Regions from separate parts of the Homo sapiens genome. Here regions 1 and 3 are each linked to region 2. Evidence: chromatin contacts called from ENCODE Hi-C data. All regions are on one chromosome and are shown on one strand. The core of a region is the stretch at or near the end of the contact, and the rest is flanking DNA. Distances in the headings are between cores, read along the strand shown.

Region 1 (4,374 bases), core at 1,200-3,699, 3.1 Mb before region 2:
GGCCTTGGCCTCCCAAAGTGCTGGGACTACAGGTGTGAGCCACTGCACCTGGCCTATTACTATTTCTACTTAAACCTAAACATGCTGAAGAATGACAATTTGGTCACCAGGTGAGTAGGATAGAACTACCTTCACCTCTGATGTAAATATATGGAATCTGGATATGATGGGCATTATACCCTCGAATTGCTCAGGCCTAAGTAACACCGTGTATGTTGACAGAGTGGTTTTTTTTTTTTTTTTTTACTTTTACCAACAGTATCTTTATTTATTTATTTATTTATTTTTTTGATGGAGTCTCACTCTGTCGCCCAGGCTGGTGTGTAGTGGTGCAATCTCTGCTCACTGCAACCTCTGCTTCCTGGGTTCAAACGATTCTCTTGTCTCAGCCTCCCAAGCAGCTGGGACTACGGGCACACGCCACCACACCCGGCTAATTTTTGTATTTTTAGTATTTTTAGTAGAGACAGGGTTTCATCATGTTGGCCAGGCTGGTCTCGAGCTCCTCACCTCAGTTGGTCTGCCCGCCTTGGCCTTCCAAAGTGCACGGATTACAAGCGTGAGCGACTGCATCCGCTCATCAACAGTATCTTAATAGAAATTCTCAATATTGGCCTGAGGTCATTGGGTCAGCAATCAGGATCAATTTTTGAGATTAGGAAATGAGGCTCAAAGAGTTAAACTATGTTGGTCAAAATAATGCAATTAGAGGGATGGCAAAGCCAGCCAGAGGCATCTTTCTAAGGAGCCTCCTGAATTCATGCTCGGGCTCTGGAGTCAGAAGGACCTGAGTTTGAGCCATGTACTAACTGAGAGATTGGAGATGTCACTGCACACCTCTGAGTTTTACCTAATTACAGCCTAAGAATAATAACAGTATCTACTTTAGGTGGTTGTTCTGCGGATTATGTGAAATAATGTAGGTAACGACATTCATTGTAACAATATGTTGCATGATAATACACATTATAACATGTTGCTCATGAGTTTTGCTTTAGCAGTATTTGTGGTAGTTCCAAAACTCAGTTCACGTGTCTTAAGACTTCTCTTATTATACACTCTCATCTCTTCCCTGCTTTCTACTCTTCCTTTTTTTTTTTTTTTTTTTTTTTGAGACAGGGCCTCTCTCTGTCACTCAGGCTGGAGTACGGTGATGCGACCTCGGCTCACTGGGCTCACTGCAGCCTCTGCCTCCAGGGCTCAAGTTATCCTCCCACCTCAGCCTTTCGAGTAGCTAGGGCTACAGGCACATGCCACACTACGCCTGGCTAATTTTTGTATTTTTGTATTTTATTTTTTTTGTCATGACGGGGGTTCTTGCTACATTGCTCAGGCTGGTCTTAAACCTCGGCTAGGATTACCGGCGTGAGCCACTGTGCCAGCCATCCACTCTTCCTCTTTTAGCTTAATCTACCTGAAACAGCTGATTGTTCCATGTTTGGAGGCGTATTAGTGAAGACATTGTTTTCTCCTCCCCCTTTTCGGGGATCCATTTCTTGAGGACTGGGAGAGCTTCTCTTCATAGCAGCACTCCTCCGGACTCCCAGGCCATATACACTCAGGAAATGTTGGTTATCCAATGAATGACGCCAGGAAGAAGGGTCTGCTCCCAACACGGCCTTAGCACAGTGCCTGGAAGTTATAACAGATTCTGGCACACAGCAGGAGCTCAGGAAACATTTATGTAATGAATGAATGAATGAATGAATGAGTGCACACAGTAACTAGGAGTAAGGGCTCAATAAACATTTCTGTATTAAACGCACAGTGTCTGGAACACAGTAAGCGCTCCGTCTATGGCAGCCGTGAATATCCCTGGGCGAAGCCTGTGAAACCTTGTCCAAGAGCTTGGCTTCACTGTGCGCGGGTTCGAATCTGGACTCCTCTTCCCAAGTGTGCGACCTCGGGCAAGTGATTTAATCCCTTTGTGCTTTAGTTTTCTCCTCTGCAAAAGGCGGACGGCGGCGCGAGCCTCTGAGGACACATTCCCCAGGGCACTCGGACCCGCTGCCTGGCCCACATCGCGGCCGCCGCGCCACGCCAGCCGGCCTGGGCTGCGAGGGCACAGGCCGGGGGTCCCGCGCCCTCCTCCGCGGCCACCACGGGCGCGCCCGGGACCCACGGTCCCGCCCCGCCACGATCAGTGCACCGCGAGGGGGCGGGGCGGCCACGAGGGGCAGCCCACGGCAGCCACGGGCCGGCAGTCCGCCGCCCGCCGGGGAGCCCGGCCGCCCGCACTTCTTTCTCTCCCTCTCTGCCTCCCTCCCTCCCTCTTCCCGGCCGGAGGACCCGGCCGCGCTCAGCTCAGCAGCGCCTCCCGCGAGCCGCCGCCGCCGCCGCCACTCCGGACCCCTCCCCCGCCCGCCCCTCGCTCCCCCCGCGCGGCCGGCGCCCGTCACGTGACCAAGCGCCAGCCAATGGCGGGCCGAGCCGCGGTCGGCGGCCGCCATTGCTGTCAGAGCAAGCGAGCCCGGGGAGGGAGGAGAAGCGAGGCTGACTGGGGAGGAGGGGGGGGTGGGGGAGGAAGAGGAAGGAGGGGACGTCGCTCGGCTGCCGGGGTCGCCCGCTGGCTTCGTCCGCACCCCCCCCTTCGCGAGTTCGCGCTCCGCGGCGGCGGCGGCTCCGAGGCGGCGGCGGCGGCTCCGGGGCTCGCCTCCCCTCGCGCGCCGGCGGGGGCCGAGGGGGAGTCGGTGGCTGGAGATAAACAAGGCGGCGGCAGCGGCAGCAGCGGCGGCGGCGGCGGCTGAGGAGCAGGGAAGGCGGAGGCGGTGGCCGGCCCGCAGCGCCGGCCCGGGGCGCGCGCCCCCCCCGCCAGCCCGGGCCCGCTGCCCCCGGCGCGGCGTCGCCGCGGCGCCTCCCGCCTGCCCGCCGGCCCTCGCGCCCTCCCCCGGCGGCGGCGGCGGCCCGGCCGCCCCGCGCTCCCCGGCGAGGCGCCGCCGCCCGGCCCGGCCTCGCCTCGGACGCCTCGCTCCGACATGCCCCGCTCTGGCGGCCGGGCTCGCGGAGGATCATGACTGCGGCAGCGAACTGGGTGGCGAACGGGGCGAGCCTGGAGGATTGTCACTCCAACCTCTTTTCGCTGGTGAGTAGCCGGGCTGCGGGGAGGGGGCTGTGCCGGGGAAGGGGGGGGGTCCCCGACCTCCGCCGCCGACCAACTTTCTCCTCCCGCCGCCGGGACTTCGCCCCTCCCTCGCGTCTCCCCGCCGTTCGCCTCTCGCCGATTCTCCCCCTTTTGGATCGTCTCTCTCTCGCCTTGGATCCCATCCAGTGTTTATTTGGCTCTTTAAAAATCATTTGTGAGCGCGGCGCTCGGCGTGGAATTTGCATGTGGAAGTCTCGGAGCTGCGGATTCTGGGTCGCACTTCGAACGCCCACCCTCTGTTGCAATCGCACTCCCCTTCTCCTCCCCTTTCCCCCCTTTTTTTCCCCCCGTAAATGTGGAAGGCTTTGCCTTGTGCTGCCGCGCCTCCGATCGGCAACCTCTTCCCCCGTTGTTGGATCAGCTGCCTGCCCGCCCGCCTGCCTTTTGAATTTTTTTAAATTCCATAATGACACCTGCAATTTCGCCCTAAAATAGTTGATTGAATGCGATTGTGTCAGGAAAGGACTCTTGCACCCGAAGCTCCCGCGATTGTAAACATCGACAGCCGCCTGCCTCTCGGGGCTTACTATGCTGGAGAGCCGTAAAGCCATTGCACCGAGCCGACGGAAGGTGGAGAAAGCTTTTTCTTCTTTCTCTCCTCCTGTGTCTTTTAAAAACTGTTTTTCTCTATCCTAACAACGAATCCGCACACACACACACACACACACACACACACACACACACACACACAAAAGCAACAAGCTGGTCGGTTTGATAACATCGCTTTTATCTGCCTTCGCCTCTCTCGCGCTCTCTCTTTCTGATAATTGACAACTTTTCCTTCGGATTTGAATCGCCTGCCTTAATCTTGAAGCAGTTAGGGTGTCAATTGTTCTCGTGGAAGCCTGGCACCCGCCGACGGTGTCTAGATTCATCGAAATTAAAAATGTATAGGGCTCCAGCAACTCTTTTCCTGGCGGTGTCAGTGACATTTGGTGGTAAATGCCATCTTTGCTTTTTATTGGGTCGTATTACCTACCTCTGAAAACATTCACGTTGTTAAACCTGGCGTTTAGGCTAATAATTGCAGTGCGTGGTCTTTAAATATGTGCTTTGTGCATGAGTTACTGTATGTATAGCTATGTGCCCAGGAGAGTACGAATTTGTTTAAATATTGAGCAAAGATTTGTAAACAGATGTAAGGCAATTACGTTTCAAGCGTAGAATATAATTGGAAAATTGGCTGAACGGTTTATTTAATTTAGCCTTAAAAACACCCAACTTGTTTTAAG
Region 2 (4,405 bases), core at 268-2,767:
TGCTTGCCTGCCTGTACTGCCTTTGCCCACTGGCTTTCAACTGGGGTGATTTTTGCCCCCATGGGGACATCGGCAATGTCTGGAGACATCTTGACTGTCACAACTTGGGAGTGGGGGGATTGCTGGTGGGTGGAGTCCAGGTATGCCACTGAACTTGCTTCAATGCACAGGTGAGACCTCCCGAAACAGAATTATGTGGCTCAAAATGTCAACTGAGCTGCTGTTGAAAAATCCTATCTTAGCTAATATCCCCACTTTAGGAATGAGGAAATTGAAGCTTGGAGTGGTTAACTTGCCTTTTATAAGTTTCAACCCAGGCAGTCTGAATCAGGGACCCTGCCTGCTTAACCATTACCCTATATACACCTACGACTAGAACCAGTCCCCTGATTTGAATTCAAACACGTCATTTTTCCAGACAGACAAAAATGAGGCCCAGAGAGGGGAAGAGACTTGCCCAAGGTCACACAGTGGAGGAGTAGGGCTAGAACCCGGGACTCCTGCGTCCTGGTCCAGTGTTCCCTCCGCGGGCTTTGCTTCTGCCTCTACAGAGGACCCAACTGGCCAGCGCTGGGGAAAGGGCCTAGGGGAAGAGGTTCAGCTACCATCCCGCTGTCCGCTGGGGCAGCCTGACCCAGGCACAAGACTCCTGTGGGGTCACCTAAGGGCGCCAGGGAGAAGAGCGAGGGAGGGAGGAAGAAGGAGGCAGGACAGCTGGCTCCAGCTCCACGTGCTCCCAGCCCCTGGCTGGGAGCCCACGTGAGGGTCGCCCTAAGAAGTCGGGGGCGAGGAGAGAGGGTGCAAAGCCCCGGCCCGGGCTGGACGGAGAGAAGCGCGGTGGAGACTTCCCTGCGCCCCCTCTGGGCCCGTACGGCCCACCTCCCACACCAGAGTGCTGCGCCGCAACCCCTTACTCCGCGTCCTCTGACCCCTGATCCCTGCCCTCTCCCTCGGGCCAAGCCGTCGCATCCCTCGGATTCTTACACGCGCCGCCCCAGCAACCCGGACCGCGCGCCGGGGTCCGCACCGCGCAGCCTAGCCCGCCGGCGCCGCCGCCAAAACCCCGAGCCCGAAGCTGTTGCAGCCGCCGCAGCCGCCGAAGCCGCCGCCACTTCAGCCACTGCCACCAGGGCAGCTGCGCCAGCTCTCCTATCCACCGCCTACCGTCCTCTCAACCCCGCTGGCCCCGCCCCATTTCCCCTTCACAGCGTCCTACTGGCTAACTGGGCTACCGTGATGAACTCTGATTGGCCAACTATCACGTCCTTCCGCAGGTCTCGCCCGCCGCCGATGCGGTACTCCCTGCCCGCCTCCTTAAGAAGGGGCGGGACGAAGAATCCACGCCCCTTACTCCTCCCTTGTTCCCCGCCTTACTCGTTGAGTCCAACCCAGAGGGAGTCCCAAGTCTTTCCATTGGTGAAAGGTCAAAATGGCGGTGCTTCTGATTGGTCAGACTTCAGGAGGTGGGGACAACTGAGCGGAACAATAAATTGAATGGTGAAAAGAAAGGTCAGTCAGACACCGAGTCTCGCCTTCTGAGATTGGCGGGTAACCTAGCAACGCAGGGACCGCGGCGGTAACTGTGGCTAGGGAAACCTGGAGCGGTCAGAGCAGGTGAGTAGCCAGTTGGGAAAGGGTCGCGGATCGGGGGAGATGTGGAATAGGGTTCAGCCCTCTGTCCTTTGGCTCCCTGAGGAATTAGAAGCCCCCGCTGCGATCTCGTCTCAGCTTCAGGACCCTGTCCCTCAGCTCCTGCCTTAGTCTGGACCTTTCGCTCCACAACCTGCAGGGAGCCGGCCTCCATTCTGCCCTTCTACCTGCCCACTTCATGGCTCCACTCCCTCATCCCTAAAACGAGGAGGACAACAGTCAAGCAGAGTCATATCGTAGTTAACTTATTTCAAGTCAAACATGGGAGCTGTGGGTGGGAGGGGAGTTTATAAGTCCCCTCCCATTTCACCCAACGGCCATACGTTCCTCGGTGAGCAGGCAATCTCACTTCAGTGTTTAAATTAGGTAGTTTTGTTTGTTTGTTTTGTTGTTGTTGTTGTTGTTTTTGCCGAGCATGGTGGCTCACGCCTGTAATCCCAGCACTTTGGGAGGCCGAGGCGGGCAGATCACTTGAGGTCAGGAGTTCTAGGCCAGCCTAGCCAGTATGGTGAAACCCCATCTCTACTGAAAATACAAAAATTAGCTGAGCATGGAGGCGCACCTGTAATCCCAACTACTCGGGAGGCTAAGGCACGAGAATCACTTGAACCCGGGAGACTTAGGTTGCAGTAAGCCAAGATAGCGCCATTGCACTCCAGCCCGGGCAACAGAGCAAGACTCTGTCTCAAATAAATAAATAAATTAGGTAATTTTTATTACACCACTTTTGCCTTTATCCTAACTTTGGAATTTAACTCCCATCTCCATCCTTAAGATGTGATCTCATTGTACCTACTGAAGACAGAGAGTTTCTTGTGATGATTAAATGAGGCTAAGGGCCGGGCGCGGTGGCTCAGCCTGTAATCCCAGCACTTTGGGAGGCCGAGGCCAGCAGATCACCTGGGCCAGCAGATCACCTGAGGCCAGGAGTTTGCGACTAGCCTGGCCAACATGGTGAAACCCTGTCTCTACTAAAAATACAAAAATTAGCCGGGCCTGGTGGCGTGTGCCTGTGATCCCAGCTACTCAGGAGGCTGAGCGGGAGAATTTCTTGAACCCGGGTGGTGGAGGTTGCAGCGAGCCGAGATCGTGCCACTGCACTCCAGTCTGGGTGATAGAGCGAGACTCCAGCTCAAAAAATAAATAAATAAATAAATAAATAAATAAGGCTGAGGTGGGAGAATTGCTTGATCGCAAGAGGCGGAGGTTGCGGTGAGCCATGATTGCACTACTGCACTCCAGCCTGGGCGACAGAGCGAAAAACCCTGTCTCAAAAAAATATATAAAAAAAAAACTTTGAGGTTCAAAAGATATTTTCATAAGAAAATGAAAAGATCAGCCACAGACACAGACATGGAGGAAATATTTGCAAATCATGTGTCATAAAAGAGTTGTATATAGAATATAAAAATAACTCTTATAACTCAATAAGAGGACAACTCAATTTTTTTAATGGGCAAAAGAGTTGAGTAGACATTTAAAAATCAAAAAGACAATACCAAGTATCATCATGTAGATAAATAAACAAACTGTAGCTTTCATATGTTGCCGGTAGGTACAGCAGAATACCAATTGGTACCACCAATCTGAAATATAGTTGGCAGTTTCTTAAAAAGTTAAACATAGGCCAGGCACAGTGGCTCGTGCCTGTAATCCCAGCACTGTAGGAGGCACAGGCAGGTGGATCACCTGAGGTCAGGAGTTCGAGACCAGCCTGGCCAACATAGCAAAACCCCGTCTCTACTAAAAATACAAAAATTAGCAGGGCATGCTGGCGGGTCCCTGTAATCCCAGCCATTTGGGAGGCTGAGGCAGGAGAATCACCTGAACCCAGGAGGCGGAGGTTGCAGTGAGCCGAGATCGTGCCACTGCACTCCAGTCTATGTGACAGAGTGAGACCCTGTCTCAAAAATAAATAAATAAAACAAAAAATAAACTTACACATAACCTAGCAATTCCACTCTTAGGAAGTTACCCCTCCCAAGTGAAAACATAAGTCCACACAAAGACTTAAATATAAATGTTCTTAGCAACATCACCCTTAACAGCCCAAAACTGGAAACAACCCAAATGTCATCAACAGGTGAATAAATAAATAACTCATGATATTTCCTTAGAATGGAATACTATTCAGCAATAAAATACTATTCAGGAATGAAATACTAATAATTGCTACAACCTGGATGAACCTCAAAAACATGTTAAGTTGAGGGTTTTTGGCCCAGTGGCTCACGCCTGTAATCCCAGCAATTTGGGAGGCCAAGGCAGGAGGATCCTAGTTTGAGCCTAGGAGTTTGAGCCTAGGAGCCTGGTAACAAAGTGAGACCCTATCTCTACAAAAAATACAAAAATTAGCCAGGCATGGTGGTATGCACCTGTAGTCCCAACTATTCAGAAGGCTGAGGTGGGAGGATCACCTGAGCCTGGGGAGGTCAAGGCTACAGTAATCCATGGTTGCACTGCTGCACTCTAGCCTGCGTGACAGAGTAAGACCCTGTCTATTAAAAAAAAAAGGCAGCCGGGCACGGTGGCTCACGCCTGTAAATCCCAGCACTTTGGGAGGCCAAGGCAGGCAGATCACCTGAGGTAGGGAATTTGAGACCAGCCTGACCAACATGGAGAAACCCCGTCTCTACTAAAAATACAAAAAAAAAAAATTAGCTGCGCGTGGTGGCGCATGCCTGTAATCCCAGCTACTTGGGAGGCTGAGGCAGGAGAATCGCTTGAACCCAGGAGGCAGAGGTTGCAGTGAGCC
Region 3 (4,136 bases), core at 196-2,695, 4.4 Mb after region 2:
ACCAGGGTGAGTTACTCCTGGAATACTGACTTCAGAGAAGAGCACAGCTTGGCCAGTGTATCTACCAGCACTTACTTTCAATCTACTGTATGTCAAGCACAGAGGGAGATTTAAAAAGCATGTGCATCCTGGCCCTCACATCCCATTGTGAAGTTAAAATATACTGGCAGGAAGATGGCTTCACCACTAGTTAGTAAATAAGTGGGTCAGGGAACACGATTTGGAAATGAGGGAACTTGGGTTCCTAGGTTCCTATCACTAAGGGTGGTCTTTCCTTCAGTATCCAAGGGGATTGGTTTCAGGACCCCCGCCTTTGCCGAGGATAACAAAATCCATGGATGCTTAAGCACCCGCAGAACCCACTAATTCAAAGAGTTCAGCATCCCTCAAATACTGTATTTTCTGTCTGTAGTTGGTTGAATCCACTGATGAGGAACCCGCGGATACAGAGGACCGACTGTATGTGACCTTGAGCAAGTGACTTAACCCTTAAGCCTCAGTGTCCTCACCTGCACAGTAAGAGGAGGTGCTAGAAGATGTTGAAAGGGAGGAGCTATAGCTCACAGCGAGGGCCACAAGAGAAAGCTTCCTGGAGAAGGCATAAACACTGGAAGACAGGCATGACGTCGGGAGGCAGATGGGAGGAAGGACACCATGAGCCGAGAACCACAGTAGGCTTTATGGGGACAGTGCTATAGCTGGGGATAGAACAGAGAATGCGAAGCATGGAGAACAGGGGGAATAGTGCGAGAGGTAATACAAGAATGGTTTTTTATTCTGAAATACTGTTTTCTAACTATATTCTAAGCCCCTAAGGTCAGGACATAGCAGATGAATGAAATTTAGGTTAACGACATACAATGGCTAATTGTGGCAACCCATAGAGAGTTAGCACAAGAAGTTTGGACTCTAATCAATAGATGATGTCACATGGCTAAAAGTTCTGGGGCTGGGAAAGAATGTCATGAGAGCAATGGTTAGCGGCTGTGCAGAGTGGGCGAGAGGCCAGGGAGGCGCTTGTCCTGATTCTTCTCACCAGGCCAAAAGCTTCCGGAGCTCTGCTGTCCTATACCACAGCTGATAGCCTCATGTAGCTAATTAAACTTAAATTTAAATTAACTAAAATGAAATAAAATGACAAACCCAGTTTCTTGGTCACACTTACTGCATCTTAAGTGTTCAGTCAACACATCTGGCCAGTGGCTCCCATACTAGACAGAGAGTGGGTAGAGAATACAACAGCCCTGGCCTTCAGGGACATTCAGAGAATGCAGCACAGAGCCGGGTGCACCGTGGGGCTGCTTGGATGTCGCCTGGCTCACGGGGGTGAGGAGGGCCAGAACTGGGTGGTGCCTGAGAGACCTGAAAGGAGGGGCCTCTGACAAAGTTAGGACTCGGTGACAAATGACTGTGGTATGGGGCTGCATACCATAGACAGGGCTGAGAACCTGGGACAGTCGGGATAATCTCTTCTCGGAATTTTTGAGCTGTCTCAGAAACATTTCCTTCATGTGCCTGTTATTTCTGGCGTGTTTGGCTGTCTTTGCTGCCATAGCATTTCCCGCACAGTGCAGCCTTTATACCTTCTGCCCTCGTGAAGGGGCTTAGATCCTGGTAGAGCAGATGATGCTTGGAGGAAGATGCATTAGCTCCAGCTTCCATGGGGCCTGAGGGCTCTTGGGGTCATCAGGGAACTATCTTAAAATTTGCTAAACCAAGCCAAGACACATCACTTGCTGTCTTATTTAGGGAGAAAAAAAAAAAAAAGCTTGCTTTTGCGAGCTCGCTGGTCAGTTCAGCTGCTTGCCGCTACCCGTTGGTTTGAAGGAGAGCTGTGTAGCTGGCTCAGAGAATGTCTCTTACTGTCTGAAATACTTTTGGACATTCCTTCTCTCTGAGAGAAGCCTACGCCTTCTAGCCAAACAATACATGTTCCAGCAGCAAAGATATTTGTAATGAGCCCTGCCAGCATTCCTTGTCTGTGACCCCTTTCCCTAAGTATAACGCTCTGCAGAGCTGGAATTTTTCTATGCTCAGCATTATGTGTTTAGGGGGGTACAATTTGGGAGCTCCGGTTGACAGGTGTGTCCCTAAAGTTACTTGTTTTCTTAGGCTCTGAAGAGTGACATTTGGAACGAGGCCCTGCCATGTTGCACTGCAAGGCCCACAGTGAAGAAGAACGAGACCTTGGCCCAACTCAGGGTCTTTGTGACTTTTAAACACGAGTTCCAAATGAGGGAAGAACCTGTGGGAGAACCATGGAAAGAATTTTCCATCCGACCTGCAGTCTTTAGCTAATCTCTCTCCAAATGGTGAATTTTCGATCTCCTTTACATCTTTATCAACTTCACTTTGCTAGGCCTGGGGTTCTGAATCCATCCAGAGCCTCACTGAGAGTGGTTTTGAGGTCAGTTGATTAGCTTTCCACGTTGCTGCTATTGCTGCAGGTCAGATGGTGCTGCTTTCTGACCTATGGATTCTTCAGGAAGAGCACCGAACTTTTTCAGCCCCATTCTACCTCTTATTAGCCAGATGACCACAGACAAGTCATTTATCTTCTCCCAGTCTTGGTGGTTTCATTTTCTTTTCTTTCTTTTCTTTTCTTTTGGGAGGCGGGGGTGGGTGGGACAGAGTCTCCCTCTGTCTCCCAGGCTGGAGTGCAGCGGTACAATCTTGGCTCACTGCAACCTCTGCCTCCCGGGCTCAAGTGATTCTCCCACTTCAGCCTCCCAAATACCCGGGACTGCAGGTGCACGCCACCACACCCAGCTAATTTTTGTATTTTTTGTAGAGGCAGGATTTTGCCATGTTGCCCAGGCTGGGGTTGTTTCATCAGGGGAATGGGATTGTAAAAATTAAGTGGAAAAATGTAGGGACAAACTCTCTATAACTAGAAAGCTATTATTTACATATTTAAAACAATATATGTTGATAGTATACCAGGCATTCAGGTGCTGAGAATTTGTGATGTTGACAGTGCGATGTCTCAACCACAAGCATGAGGTTTGTTTCTTAGGTTTGCACATTCTGAAACTTGAATTTGTGAGTTCACTCAGGGATGATCAAGTTCTAAGAAACCAATTTACGCTAACCAAACTTATAAGGAACTGATATATAAAGCACAATTTGTAAATTGAGGTTTATGAACCCACAGGGGGGCCTTTTATGACAGAGGCCAAATCCTCCTGGGTTCACAATAAGGTACATGTAGCATAATCATCTTACTCTCCTGCCCCTTATGCCTCTCTGTTTACTGATCCTTCAGGGCCTCGCAGGCTTCATTTCTTCCAGGGAGGCCTCCCTGAACCCCTGTGTGTACGTGCATCTGCACCTTCCACCTCCTTCCACCGTGGAACTTGCTGCCTTATATCGAAGTTACTGTCCTGTGCCTGCCTGGCCCTCCAGTGTCACTCCAGACCAGGTGTGGAGTGGTCTGTGGCATGGGTGGAAACCGGGTCTGTTTCACTTCTAAATTCTCAGGCCTTAGCACTGACCGGACACAATAGACACTCAGCAAATACTTGTTGATCGAAACCGAATTAACAGAGCCTCCTTTTTGGAATGCTCGTTGGCACCCATCTTTCTATGCTGACAGCATTACATTAGTTCCTTTTTCTCCTAGAATTACCATCAAGTTCGCTGGACAATTGACAGTCCCCTCAGTAATCACCATGCAGAGTGGGGTACCATTGAGGGTTAGTTCTATCCAGGGAAAAGTGATTCCGTTTGTCTCAGCCTGTCCCATCAATCTGGGACCCTTTACAGGGCCTCTTCTTCAGGCTCATATTCTCTACTTTTTTTTCGAGATACAGCATCAGAAATCCTAAATTTGTACTATTTAACTCCCTGTTTCCTTAGGCATAAATTAGTGTAATAATGCCTGTCTGGTCTTCCACACGGTTTTGTGAAGATCAGATGAGTTGACATTCACCAGAATGCTTTGTCCACAGCAGAGTTTGTCAAAGGTCTGATCTGAGGTTGGTCTCGGTGGCTCACAGCTGTCACCCCAGCACTTTGGGAGGCCAAGGCGGAACAATCGCTTGAGCTCAGGAGTTGGAGACCAGCCTGGGCAACATAGCGAGACCCCATGTCTGTTTCACACAGCACAGGTCTGATCTGTTTTTGCTTTCACTGTC

The links. A loop is a pair of places that touch in the nucleus more often than their neighbours do. Pooled maps may share reads with other maps.
Region 1: a pooled map shows a loop between it and region 2 (8-fold over the local background). The contact joins the promoter of MED13L here to the promoter of DRC10 in region 2. A Hi-C loop is called at or near these places in 4 of 50 pooled maps.
Region 3: a map of ascending aorta shows a loop between it and region 2 (5-fold over the local background). The contact joins the enhancer-like site here to the promoter of DRC10 in region 2. A Hi-C loop is called at or near these places in 1 of 168 maps with a recorded cell type or tissue (ascending aorta), 2 of 37 single-sample maps with no recorded cell type and 4 of 50 pooled maps.

What each region holds. Positions count from the first base shown.
Region 1 is chr12:116,275,768-116,280,141 of GRCh38, reverse strand. MED13L (mediator complex subunit 13L) reads left to right here and starts at 2,449. Exons shown (of 31, transcript NM_015335.5): 1 at 2,449-3,082. The coding sequence starts at 3,011. RefSeq lists silencers at 2,041-2,100, 2,151-2,620.
Region 2 is chr12:113,218,206-113,222,610 of GRCh38, reverse strand. It overlaps DRC10 (dynein regulatory complex subunit 10), which reads left to right and starts at 1,517. Exons shown (of 5, transcript NM_001330452.2): 1 at 1,517-1,614. It overlaps TPCN1 (two pore segment channel 1), which reads right to left and starts at 1,147. Exons shown (of 28, transcript NM_017901.6): 1 at 985-1,147. RefSeq lists an enhancer at 1,769-1,918.
Region 3 is chr12:108,830,785-108,834,920 of GRCh38, reverse strand. The region is part of intron 2 of SSH1 (slingshot protein phosphatase 1); the gene reads left to right. Among named protein-coding and RNA genes, the nearest start is that of MIR619, 4.2 kb to the left of the region's middle. RefSeq lists an enhancer at 3,129-3,238. Within about 2 kb of position 1,445, at least 24 of the 41 ENCODE cell types and tissues checked have a DNase peak (open chromatin) inside an H3K27ac peak, as active enhancers do; they include ascending aorta, where a contact is called at or near this core.